2 separate regions of the Homo sapiens genome follow, and region 1 is linked to region 2. A link is an interaction called in ENCODE POLR2A ChIA-PET data of the cell type or tissue named here. Cell type or tissue: Panc1. All regions are shown on one strand. Links, peaks and the distances in the headings refer to the core of each region. The heading gives the core; the rest is flanking DNA.

Evidence for each region. ChIA-PET counts read pairs that join two places held together with the same protein. Peaks named below come from ENCODE experiments on the same cell type or tissue, not always from the same donor. Only the 100,000 strongest peaks of a DNase experiment are listed, where the experiment ranks them.
Region 1: POLR2A ChIA-PET joins it to region 2 with 13 read pairs; 2 of 35 experiments call an interaction of 5 or more read pairs at or near these places.

Annotation. Positions count from the first base shown.
Region 1 is chr10:113,554,079-113,560,137 of GRCh38, forward strand. The region is part of intron 1 of HABP2 (hyaluronan binding protein 2); the gene reads left to right. Among named protein-coding and RNA genes, the nearest start is that of HABP2, 4.1 kb to the left of the region's middle. RefSeq lists enhancers at 3,449-4,129, 4,130-4,810 and a silencer at 5,332-5,626. In Panc1, for the core only: a CTCF peak has its summit at 1,851; no DNase peak of the experiment used is centred there; H3K27me3 peaks cover 684 bases.
Region 2 is chr10:113,071,095-113,077,153 of GRCh38, forward strand. The region is part of intron 5 of TCF7L2 (transcription factor 7 like 2); the gene reads left to right. Among named protein-coding and RNA genes, the nearest start is that of SNORA87, 29 kb to the left of the region's middle. RefSeq lists enhancers at 3,076-3,845, 5,156-5,749. In Panc1, for the core only: no CTCF peak of the experiment used is centred there; a DNase peak (open chromatin) is centred at 2,767; H3K4me3 peaks cover 591 bases; H3K27ac peaks cover 5,000 bases.

The DNA of each region.
Region 1 (6,059 bases), core at 490-5,489, 480 kb after region 2:
CTCAGTGTTGTCTTCTGCAAATCAAGTGCTAACCTCTCATAGATTTGGGGAGGGCCACAAGTAAACGAGGTCATGTATGTGGCTTGCAAATAAATGTGAGCTCTACTCCCTTAAAATGTCAAGAATGAACACAACTTCTCCATAAAAATCAGAGAATGCTCCGCCTTGTTCGGGAGGGGTGGTAGAAAGTGGGCAGAGGATAAGAACTAAAATAACAGTCATAACCTCTCTGTCTTATTAAGTACCTTTGCATTTTGTTCCCCATTTCACTCCATAGAGCGTTTCCTGAATGAAGCAGATTAAGTTACAGTTTTCTGATTAGCATGTTTTTAAAACAATAGCTTCTCCTTTCTTTTCCGTCAACTGTGCTCAGACACCTATCTTAGCTCTGTATTAAGTTGCCAAGTGACTCACTTCTGAAAGGGTTTTCTTTTCAAATCATGACTTGTGTGTGTGTGGTGGTTGTAATTACAAATTGTTGTCAAGCCCCTACATCATTTGATGGCTTGTTGGTGTCTGAGGCCGAGACACAGCAGAAATACCACAGGTCTAGAGAAAGGCAGGAGAAATCATCGGAGGCCCACGCGGGGCCCAGAGAACATACCAGTCGGAAAGAATTAGATCCTAAACTTTGCGGGCAAGGAGAAACGTTGACACGGTATGTTTGAAGTTCACAAAAGGATAATGGTCCCGAAAAATCCCTTTTTTGCAAACCCCATTGAATTTTTAGGGTTAGCAATGAAATTATAAGTCAATAATGGATAAAAGAGAAAATATGAGAGTTAGCCTTCAGGCAATGAGCTTAGTCAATTCCAAAGAGAGGATTCGGGGCTTTGGAATGCTTTCTTACCCCAGATGTGTGCCAGACAGGTGGTCGGGAAGGCGGCTTGTGTTCCACAGGCTGGCATACAGACATCAGGGGAAAGTGGCCAAGTCGTTCAGATGCTTTGGAGAGTTTGGGGCGTCATGGGGGTAAAGAAGCCACATAGCCAGCTGGGCTGGGTGGCCTCTCCAGCCCCACACAGCTAAAAGTCATAACTAACTGCTACCATTTAATGAGAAGTCCTGAGTGCTAGCCCCTGAACTTTCCATGAATTGGTTCATCTCTGGAAGGACCCCAAGAAGTAATTCCTACTATGCTCCCATTTTACAGAAACGAAGCTGGAAAACTGGGCCTGTCCCAAGTCATACAGCTGATGAGTGGCAGAGCTGAGCTCTGGATTACAGACTGGTTTCCGTGTAGCCAGTCTCCTGTCTGGGGCCCTGGGTGAGGATGAGATTTCTTTGGTTCGTACAGCTTCAGGGACATGGCTTTTCCTGTAGGGAAAGGCCTCTTAGACCAGGCACATGTTTGCTGGGTGGAGTGTAATGGACTCCACGTGTCTCTGAAACTCCAAAGAAAGGCAGCTATAGGATCTGTGGTCACTATTCATTGGAAAGACACCCAGGTACTCTCCCATGAATTCAGATCATGTAGCAAATGAGGACTGTTCTTTGGGATCATCTGTCATGGAGATTTTTATTCTGATATCCACTAGCCCAAGAGATATGGGTCAAAAATCATTGCTGTGAACTCCAGGGCATCATTCATTGTGCCTTGCTGTTCTACTCGAGGTTTGGTTTTCCTAACATATCATTTTTGAGCACCTGTCCAGCACAACCTCATATCATTATCCCTGTTTTATGGATGAGATACAAACCCAGAGATGTTAAAATGACTTTCTGGCCAGGATTGGGGCCAGGTCTGTCTGACTCCACATTCATCACAGGAGGCCTGCTTAACTGTAAATAAGGCGTGGACTGTCTTAGAAATCTCTTCTTGCTAGGATTCTTAGAGTGATTTGGGGCCCAGCTGGGCTCAGCCATAATGGAATTTGGCCTCTCCAAGCCCAGAAACCAGAGGACAATGTTTGTCAAGCTTGCCTGCTTATCTCAGCCCATCCCTAGAAAGAAGAAAGACAAAGGCTTCTCCTCTCCCCTGCAAAGGAGGTGCTTTCAATTAAAACAATGTTTACATTTCTGGGCTTTTAAAACCCTAGAACTCTAGAATCTTCCCAGGGATAGAGCCACAAAACAGTTTGCATAGGTCAGAAGTTGCAAATTGGCAGCTTGAAATACACTCTGCTCACAGCTCAAGTTTAACTTGGTGGATAGAAGATTGACTCCAAGAGTATTTTAGTTTTATTTTAATTGCTTGGCCACATTTGAAAATCGGAACACAGAACATTTCCCATTAAAGATACAGATTCCCAGCTTTTCTTGAAAATCAGACATTTGAGTAGCATTGGGTTCACATTCTTGGCTGGCACCATGGAGAGGGGTAGCCACCGCTGCTGTTATTAGATGAAGTTTGAGGCCAGGCATGGTAGCTCATGCCTGTAATCCCAGCACTTTGGGAGTCCAAGGTGGGAGGATTGCTTGAGGCCAGGAGTTTGAGACTAGCAACATAGCAAGACTCTGTCTCTATCAAAAAAAATTTTTTTTAAATTAAGCGGGTGTGGTGGTACATGTCTGTAGTCTCAGCTACTTGGGAGGCTGAGGCAGAAGCGTCACTTGAACCCAGGAGGTAGAGATTGCAATGAGCAGAGAAGGTGCCATTGCATCCTGCCTTGGCAACAGAGCAAGACTCCATCTCAAAAAAAGTTTAAAAAAAAAAAGAAAGAAAGAAAAAAGAAGCTTGAGTTTCCCAGATCCTGCTCCTCTCTCTTTCTTTGATTCTTTTATTCTTTTTTTTTTTTTTTTTTTTGTAGAGACTGGTTTTTGCTATTTTGCACAAAGCTGGTGTTGAACTCCTGACCTTAAGTGATCCTCTAGCCTTGGCCTCTCAAAGTGCTGAGATGACAGGTGTGAAGCATCATGCCTGGCCCCCATACTATCTAGAACTCTTCCTCTTGACCAATGTGCATTGTCTGCCTGGTTCTGCCTTACTGCACTTCTCTGGTTATTGCTCAGAAATGCTGTGGATATTGACTTATCGGACCAAGTTTGGGATGGGCAAGTGACCAGGCTCAGCATCCGATTAATTCAAGCATCCACACCTGCATGGGCTCCAGGACCAAACAAGGTCTTGGACAGGAAGATGGGAGCCACTCTTTTCAAAGCCTCCAGAATGCCAGTCTCTTTCGGGCCTAGGAGAGACTGAAGAGGCATTCCTCCCTCTTACTGCCATCTACACGGTCTTAGGGAAAGGGGAGGGACTGATTTTCACTGCAAATTCTCATAGATTTTTTTTTAACTGATCTGAAGCACAAATCCAACTCATTACCTTTAGCGGTGTACACTGGTATTTAGGGAAATCAGGTCGCAGGAAATCACATGTGTATACAGGCACGGGTATATTTATATTTTAAATTCATTAGAGTTTCCTAAATGCAAGAGCAATTCTGCTGTCACAGAGAAACAGCATGGCAGAATATTTGGCAGCCGGGATTTTAAATAAAACATGCTTTTTCTTCATAATTAATATAACAAGGTTTCCTGGCTTAGGACTTGGCAACGATCCCAGGAAAAATGGTTGGCGGGGAGGGGGTTGGTGCGCCATGCCTGTGACCCGCAAACAAGTTCCAGGAAAAGTTGATGCTGAGTAAGTTCTCCTTAGTCGGCTCTTCCGGCACTCTGAGAAAACAGAACAAACTCACTGACAACAGTGGCTATTAATAATAGGAGTAGTAAGAGTAATCGTAATAATTAATAGTAGCAGCAACCACGTATGAAGTCTTTACATTTGCCAGATGTGGCATGCTTTATGTTTATTATCTCATTTAAGCTTCTCTCAAACCCTATGAGTTAGGGACCAATGTCATTCTCATTTTACAGACAAGAAACTAAGCATAGAGCAGTTAAATCATCTACTCAAGATGGCACCTCTGGGAGGTTACAGCTCTGGGATTCAAGGTCTGCCCAACGCCTAGTTCTATGCTCACAAGCACTGTGGTTGAGATCATCATGCCTGGCACTGCCCAAAGACAAACAAGACCGTTTTGTGTGGTATCAAAGGTGTCAAAATGGGCAGCAGCCTGAGACTCCAGCTTCCAGCAGGAGACAAAGTCGCTCCCATCTGGACGTTCCCTCAATAGCCCCGAAGCTTTGCTTTCCCTTTGCTTTCCGACACCACAAGGATCGAGTCTTGCCGGCTAGCAAACCAGTTCGTTCAGTGTTTTCAAAACTTCAGTCATGAATGAAGCCATCTTCAGAAATTCTGCCAAAGCCCAAATTAGTTTCTTAATACTTTTGTTAAAGACTCACCTTTTCTCTACCTAAATTGATTTAGTTCTAAAGGAAATTGTCATTACTACAAAGAAAGCGAAGTGATGTCATTGAATTCTAGCTGGCTGCTGTTGACATGCTAAAGGTCTGAGCCTGAAGCGGCTTTATCCTCCTTAGAGGAAAGATCAGCAGGAGGCAGAGGATAGAGACACCAGCACCCGCCAGTCCTTCCCCCTGGTGGGATTGGAAGGCTTGACAGTCAACCTGAGAAAAGAAAGACTTTCTCACGCTGTGTTTTCTGTTTTATTCTAATGCTGTTACTTCACATCCTGGCTAGGCACCATCTCAATCAACTCAGATACCCGCAGTGGCTCACATCTGATGCCACGGAAAGCGCAGGAGTGAGCACAGCTTCAGCAGAGGTGGTGCTGATGCCTAGCGGGGGAGTTACCTTCCTGAAGCCCTGGGCTATTTGCTGGGGCTGACTGACCAAAAAGGGAAACATGGGGGCTTGTGCTTATGAGGCGGCCCCACGCTCAGCTGTGCTTTGGTTTTGTCCACTTGCTTGTCTTAATTTTTTTTTTTTCTTAGACGGAGTCTCGCTCTGTTGCCCAGGCTGGAGTGCAATGGCGCAATCTTGGCTCAATGCAACCTCTGCCTGCCAGGTTAAAGCGATTCTCCTGACTCAGCCTCCTGAGTAGCTGGGATTACAGGCAACTGCCACCACGCCCAGCTAATTTTTGTATTCTTAGCAGAGACAGGGTTTCACCATCCTGGCCAGGCTGGTGTCAAACTCCTGACCTTAAGTGATCCACCCGCCCTGGCCTCCCAAAGTGCTGGGATTACCGGCGTGAGCCACCGTGCCCAGCCTTCGCTTGCCTTTTAAAAGGGCTTCCAAGAGCATTATCATATGCAGAATTTTTACCCAGTCTCCTTGTCTTGGATGGCCTCACTCCCTAACCTTCAAAGCTCCCCTCCACCACCATCTGTTTGCACCAAGTCCCTGGGATGAGCCATTTGTACAGATATTTCTCACCAAGTCTCACCTGCGGAGTAATCATTGCAAATGCCATATTCTTCCTGAGCAGCCAAAGTTCCTTGAATAAAACATTGGAATTGGGAAAGGGAATTCTTACTTTTATAATTGGGGAAACTGAGGCACAGAGAGACTCAACAAATTGCACAGGAGCAAAGATAGGCCCTGAGTCTCCTCAGCCAGAAGCTTCACACCCAAGAGAGCTTGGTATAACCAAAGCGTGGCCAAGGGCAGAGTCGCCTGGGCACTGGAGGAAGATGTGTGTTGTGTTCCCAGCCCACCTCAGACCCATGGACGCCAAACCTCTGCGGGTGGGCCCCAGGGATCTGTATTTTTATCAAGTTCCCCAGACAATTCTTATGCACATTGAGGTTTAAGAACCAATGTCTTTAAAATGGAAATTCTCCGGATGTAACAAATGGGACTCTTCTCTTTCTGCCCATTGCCCCTGTCCCATCTCTGCCTGCCACTGTCACACGAAGCTGCAGCTCAGCCCTTAGCTGGGTAGGGTCTGAGTGGCCAGCTCTGGGCTTTAGAGCAGGGAAGCTGCACAGAATCCCTCTGAGCCAGGCATAGGTGATCGGCGTCAGAGCCAGGAGACTTGAGCCTGAGTCCCTCCCCTGCCCCAATGTGTCCATGTCCTTACACAAGCCACTTCACCATGCTGGGCCTCATCTTCCTCCTCTGCAGATGAAGGGTCTGAGCCAGTTCCTCTCTACAGTGGCTCCTGGCTCATCACTGTGGTCTGGTGAACAGCTTCACCCAGGTGTCCAGGAAGGAAACCACCCACAGGCACTGCTGGCCAGCACCTTCACCT
Region 2 (6,059 bases), core at 536-5,535:
ATCTTAGCTCAGATGTCGCCCTAGGCTTGGCCTTCTGGAACTCACTGTTCTCTTGCTTCCTTCCACCCTGCCTCCCTACCCGCTTTGCTACAAGAAGACAGAATGTAGAAACCCCCAGTTGACTTTTTGAGTAGAAATGAGCCATGTTCTATTTAGTGGTAGAATGTTTGCTGGGTTAGCCCAGGACTTCAGATGGAGTGCTTCCTCCTTTTTAATACCTTGTGACTGCTGTGTTGGCAAGCAGAGGGTTAAATGCTGCAGGAGGACATGGGAGAGTTTTTGCTTTGAGGGTCCACTGGAGCAAGAGAAGCTTGAGAGTCTGTCTCTGAGATCCCAGAACAGACATGAAGATATGGTACCGATTCCCTTGGTGCTAAAAGGAACTCCAGGGGAATTTCAGGAAACCCCTCCTTTTCTCGTCTTTATTCTCACCCCGTCCCCCCGCCACCTCTCTCCCCAAGTTCACACTCAGGAGGGAGGAATCTTTTACCTTTTCCGTTCTGGGCAGCAGCTGTAGGGAATGTTATCAGTGTTGGGACTGGGCACGGGACCAAGCCTTCCTGGTGCCTGGACTGCAACCAAGCTGAGAGCTGACATGGCAGGGCGAGTTGTGTGTGAGTTGGCTGCCCCTAGGCTCATAGGCCTAGCACAATAGAGACCCTGTCAATGGAGGGACACTATCAGGCAGGTCACTATCAATGTGACAGACACTATCAGGCAGGTCACATTGGTGCAGATCCTTGGAGGACTCCCCCCCACCCCCCATGAGTGGATTCCTCCAGGTCAGGGGCTGGCTGGGACTGTGGATGCTGGAGTAAGTGGAATTGTGGGTGCACTCTGCTTCAGCAGTACTCTCCAAGGAGAATGATTGTTTTAATAAATTACTGTTTTAATAAGGGAGGTGGAAGAGCTTTTTAATCACTTGCTTTTTAAAAATTTTTAATTTTATTTTAATTAATTAATTAGTTTATTTATTTTTTGAGACGGAGTCTTGCTCTGTCGCCCAGGCTGGAGTGCAGTGGCACGATCTCGGCTCACTGCACCTCTGCCTCCTGGATTCACACCATTCTCCTGCCTCAGCCTCCAGAGTAGCTGGGACTACAGGCACCCGCCACCACGCCCGACTAATTTTTTGTATTTTTAGCAGAGACGGGGTTTCACCGTGTTAGCCAGGATGGTGTAGATCTCCTGACCTTGTGATCCTCCCGCCTCAGCCTTCCAAAGGGAGGGATTACTGGCGTGAGTCACCGCGCCTGGCCTTTATTTTTTATTTCTTTTGAGATGGAGTTTTGCTCTGTCACCCAGGCTGGAGTACGGTGGTGGGATCTCGCCTCACTGCAACTTGCGCCTCCCGGGTTCAAGCGATTCTCCAGCCTCAGCCTCCTGAGTAGCTGGGATTACAGGCGTGTGCCACCGCCTCCAGCTAATTTTTGTATTTTTAGTAGAGACCGGGCTTCACCATGTTGGCCAGGCTGGTCTCGAACTCCTGACCTCAGGTGAGCGTCCTGCCTTGGCCTCCCAAAGTGCTGGGATTACAGGCGTGAGCCACTACACCCAGCCAATCAGTTGCTTTTAAACTACTTAAATAAAAAGAGCCAACCCAAAATCTTGTGCATGCTTGGGAAACTGGCAGTGGAATATGAGAAGTTTTTATTTGTGGTGCACACAGGTGACTCGGGCTGTTGTGTATTGGTTCTTGCCTCGATCTGTAGCAAGCAATCTGTTGTTTCTTGCCTGCCTTTTGGGAAGAAATGAAAAAAGAAGCAGCACGAGTCTCCATACATCATGATTGTGATGGCACTGGGCCTGAGACCTTTTCTGCTGTCCAGGTAAAAATGTGAAGACCATGGTTTTGAGGTTTCTTAATAAATTCAGGTGTTAAGTGCCAAGTGATGCTCCCAGCCCCTGAGCTAGAGCAACTATGCTGTTCATGTCCCCAGGAATGGAAGTGGACCCTAGTTAGGTGCTGGTGGCCAGCCATGTGTACCTAGGGCAGGGCCAGGTCGTGTGTGTGTGTGTGTGTGTGTGTGTGTGTGAGAGAGAGAGAGAGAGAGAGACAGAGAGAGAGATAGAGAGAAACATAAAGGTGATCGGCACTCAGACATCCTGTGTGGTCCACCTCACTTCTCAAGCAGGTGTCTTTCCAGTCTACAACTCGTTGACCACAGGTGGAATTCATAAGCTCTGTTCCCTGTCCTGCTTGGGTCCTCCAGAGAAAGAAATGTTGAATTATCATCTTGGTGATGGTCAACTCTGAAAGCCTAAATTTTCATGATCACCAAAGTGTTTGGATTTAAAAGGGTGGCTCACTCCGTAATTCCGGCACTTTGGGAGGCTGAGGCAGAAGGATCACTTGAGCCCAGAAGTTTCAGACTAGGCTGGGCAACAAAGCAAGACCCGGTCTCTACCAAAAAAAAAAAAAAAAAAAAAAAAAAAAAATCAAAAAAATTAGCTGGGGGTGGTGGTGTGCTCCTATAGCTCCAGCTACTCAGGAGGCTGAGGCGGGAGGATCGCTTGAGCCCAGGGGTTTGCGGCTGCAGTGAGCTGTGATTGCACCACTGCACTCCAGCCTGGGCGACTGTGAGACCCCGTCTTTAAGAAAAAAAAAAAAACAAAGGTCACAAGACATTCTTGGCTCCGCCCTGCAGAGCTGCTTCCCGATCTCCTTTTTTATTTGCTTCCCAACCTGCGGGCCTCAGTGTGACTCACCACACCGGACTGCCTGGCCCTGCTGCCTGCCGCCCATCCTTGCGGCCTGGACGACTCCATGTGCGAGTTGCTGGCGCAGCGTCCAGAAAACAGACCACACCCCAGGAATGATGATACGTTATAGCATTTCTCTGCTCTGTAAGAGAGGCACCAGGGTCGTGTGCTGGGTCTGGGGTTTGTCCATTCCACATCCGGTGCTGCTGTTGACTCTGGTGTCGGCCGCTGGTGAGCTGGCTGTAGCTGGTCACCTCTGGGTGGTTTCTGGGGCGGTCGCAGGCTGACTAACACACCAAAGGTCAGCCAGGGTGTTGAAGCTGGCACCTTTCTTCCTGGAGCACAGACGTCATCTTGGATCTTTTAGATACTTGGACTTACTTTATGCAGAACATTCTGGATTTGTGAATTAGATGGACTCTTTATTATTTTGTATTTGGATTATTTCTTTAAAGAGATCAGAGATAAAAATATCATTGTTTTGCCAGTTTGCTACCACCAGCCCACACCCCTCTTCCCGTTGTCCAAAAAGGGGGTGGTTAGAGTTTTCTTGAGTGACTGGGCTATTATGATTAGCAGATTACTAAAGCTGTGTGATTTTAACAAGACGTAAACACATATGGGAACCCCTCCTTCCATATCTTGCTAATGTCAATTAGCAACATATTAATCTTGCTAATGTCAATCCTGTCACTTCATACATTTATAAATATTAGGGACATTTAAAAGAGTTGTCGGACTGTGCGGGACCTTGGCACACTGCTGACGGCTGCACACTCATCACTGCGGGGCTCATCACACATTGACACCAGCACCATATTTTGCTGGGTTTCCTGATCTCGGTTGAGTATTTGGATTTGAATGGGATGGTTTTAATGTTGCTACTGACTACTACAGTGATCCAAATAAACTTTAAAGCTGGGGCCTCCACGCCATAGGCAGATTTTCATACCAGTTGCCTTTACCTCAGTAGTTTTCAGCTGGGGCAATTTTGTTCCCCAGGAGACATCTGGATACAGTGTTGGTTGTAACAGCTGGGCAGGGGGTACTTCTGTCATCATCTCATGGGCACAGGGCAGGGATGCTGCTAGGGCAACCCCTCACCCTCCCAAAGAATTATCAAAAACATCAACAGTGCCAAAGCTGAGAAGCTCAGCTTTAATGTGTTCATTGAGCAACTAAAGAATAGACTCAGATATAGGAAAGTATTTATTTATTTATTTATTTAGAGACAGGGTCTGGCTCTGTTGTCCAGATCATAACTCACTGTAACCTTGATCTCCTGGGCTGAAGCAATCTTCTCACCTTAGTCTCCCAAAGCATGCTGGGATTACAGGTATAAGCCACAGTGCCCAGCCTGAAAAGAATACTTTAAATGGGCGGGGTAATGGTGGCTTATGCCTGTAATCCCAGCACTTTGGGAGGCAGAGGCGGGCAGATCACCTGAGGTCAGGAGTTCGAGACCAGCCTGGCCAACATGGTGAAACCCTATCTCTACTAAAAATACAAAAATTAGCCGGGAGTGGTGATGGGCACCTGTAATCCGAGCTCTCCTGGAGGCTGAGGCAGGAGAATCGCTTGAACCTGGGAGGTGGAGTTTACAGTGAGCTGAGATCGTGCCATTGCACTCCAGCCTGGGCGACAAGAGCGAAACTCTGTGTCCAAAAAAAAAAGAAAAAAGAAAAAAAGAGTATCTTTAAATGAATGGCAACCCAATTTGCAAATGTATTTTTTTTAATGTTGCCAATTACTTTATGTGTTTAAAAAATATCTTTCTGGTTTACTAGGGTATTCTTCAAAAAAAGAGAAAAGATTAAAGCTGCACAGACATGATGATGTAAAAGCTAGTAGCTTCTCAAGCTGTGAAAGGTCTGTGGTGCAGAGAATAGCTCCCTGTGAGCTGAATTTTGTTTGCTGTGGTGCAGCATGGGTTTAGATCCTACCTGGTTAGTGAAAGAGATAATGTGAAGTCATTGCATTTGCATTTGTCAAAATCCTAGTTTTCCACTTACCTAATAGTTTTTTGTTTGTTTGTTTGTTTCATTTTGTTTTTAAAGACAGGATCTTACAGCCGGGGCCTGTAATCCTAGCACTCTGGGAGGCTGAGGCGAGTTGATCACCTGAGGTCAGGAGTTCGAGACACACCTGGCCAACATGGTGAAACCCTGTCTCTACTAAAAATACAAAAATTAGCCAGGCGTGGTGGCACGTGCCTGTAATCCCAGCTACTGGGGAGGCTGAGGCAGGAGAATCACTTAAACCCAGGAGGCGAAGGTTGTAGTGAGCCGAAATCACGCCACTGCACTCCAGCGTAGGCAACAGAGCAAGACTCCATCTCAAAAAAAAAAAAAAAAAAAAAAGACAGGATCTTGCTCTGTCACCCAGGCTGGGATATACTGACTTGATCATAGCTCACTGCAACCTTTAGCTCCTGGACTCAAGCAATCCTCCAGCATCAGCCTCCTGAGCAGCTGGGACTATAGGTGTGAATTACCATGCCTGGCTAACTTTTTTATTTTTTGTAGAGACAGGGTCTTACCCTATTGCCTAGGCTGGTTTCGAACTCCTGGCCTCAAGTGATCCTTTTGCCTTTGCCTCCCAAAGTGCTGGGATTACATGCGTGAAACACCACACCTGAACTAGTCTTTTTGTTGTTGTTGTTAAAGTGAGAGACCCAGACCAAAATCATCTTTCTTCTCCCAAAATGCTAATTATTATTTGTTTTAAGTTATAGCTCCAGATTACCTTGTAGGATTATTCACATTTTCTTTCTAAATGCTGTTCTTGAAAGGAACCATCTATTGACAGTACATCAGAAATTCTATGGTTCCTTTATGACATTTCTGGGGAAGTAAATGAAAGGTGTAAATTAAGAAAAGCAAGTGTTTGCGGTTCCCACTTTAACCTTGTGTTATGTTAAGTGGCTTTGTTGAAGAGGGCTGTCACTGTTCTTGAAAACTTGGGAAAATCCATAGCAAGCTGTGCCATTAGTTGCCTTTGGGAGCACAGGATGTTTGATGTGAAAATTATATGGACACATCTAATTGGGTGTATTTTCACCCCACCAGATATCAAGTAAAGAGGTGACTCTTCCCCCTCCCCTGCATTTTTAGCTAAATTGTTTAACCTGAATTTCATGCTATTAAGAATTACATTTCAGTAATCCACCTGCCATTTTTCAATGCCTTTTGTTTAGTAGCATGTCTGTATGATCCACCTACAGAACATTTCTAGACATCTGGCAAGAGCTAGTTATCATCCCTTCCTGATTTGGGGTGCTAAGACCTGTGGTCCCCTTCTTCCACCGTAATTTACATTCTTCCCTGAGTCCTGCAGGAACTCAGCCAGGCAGTGGA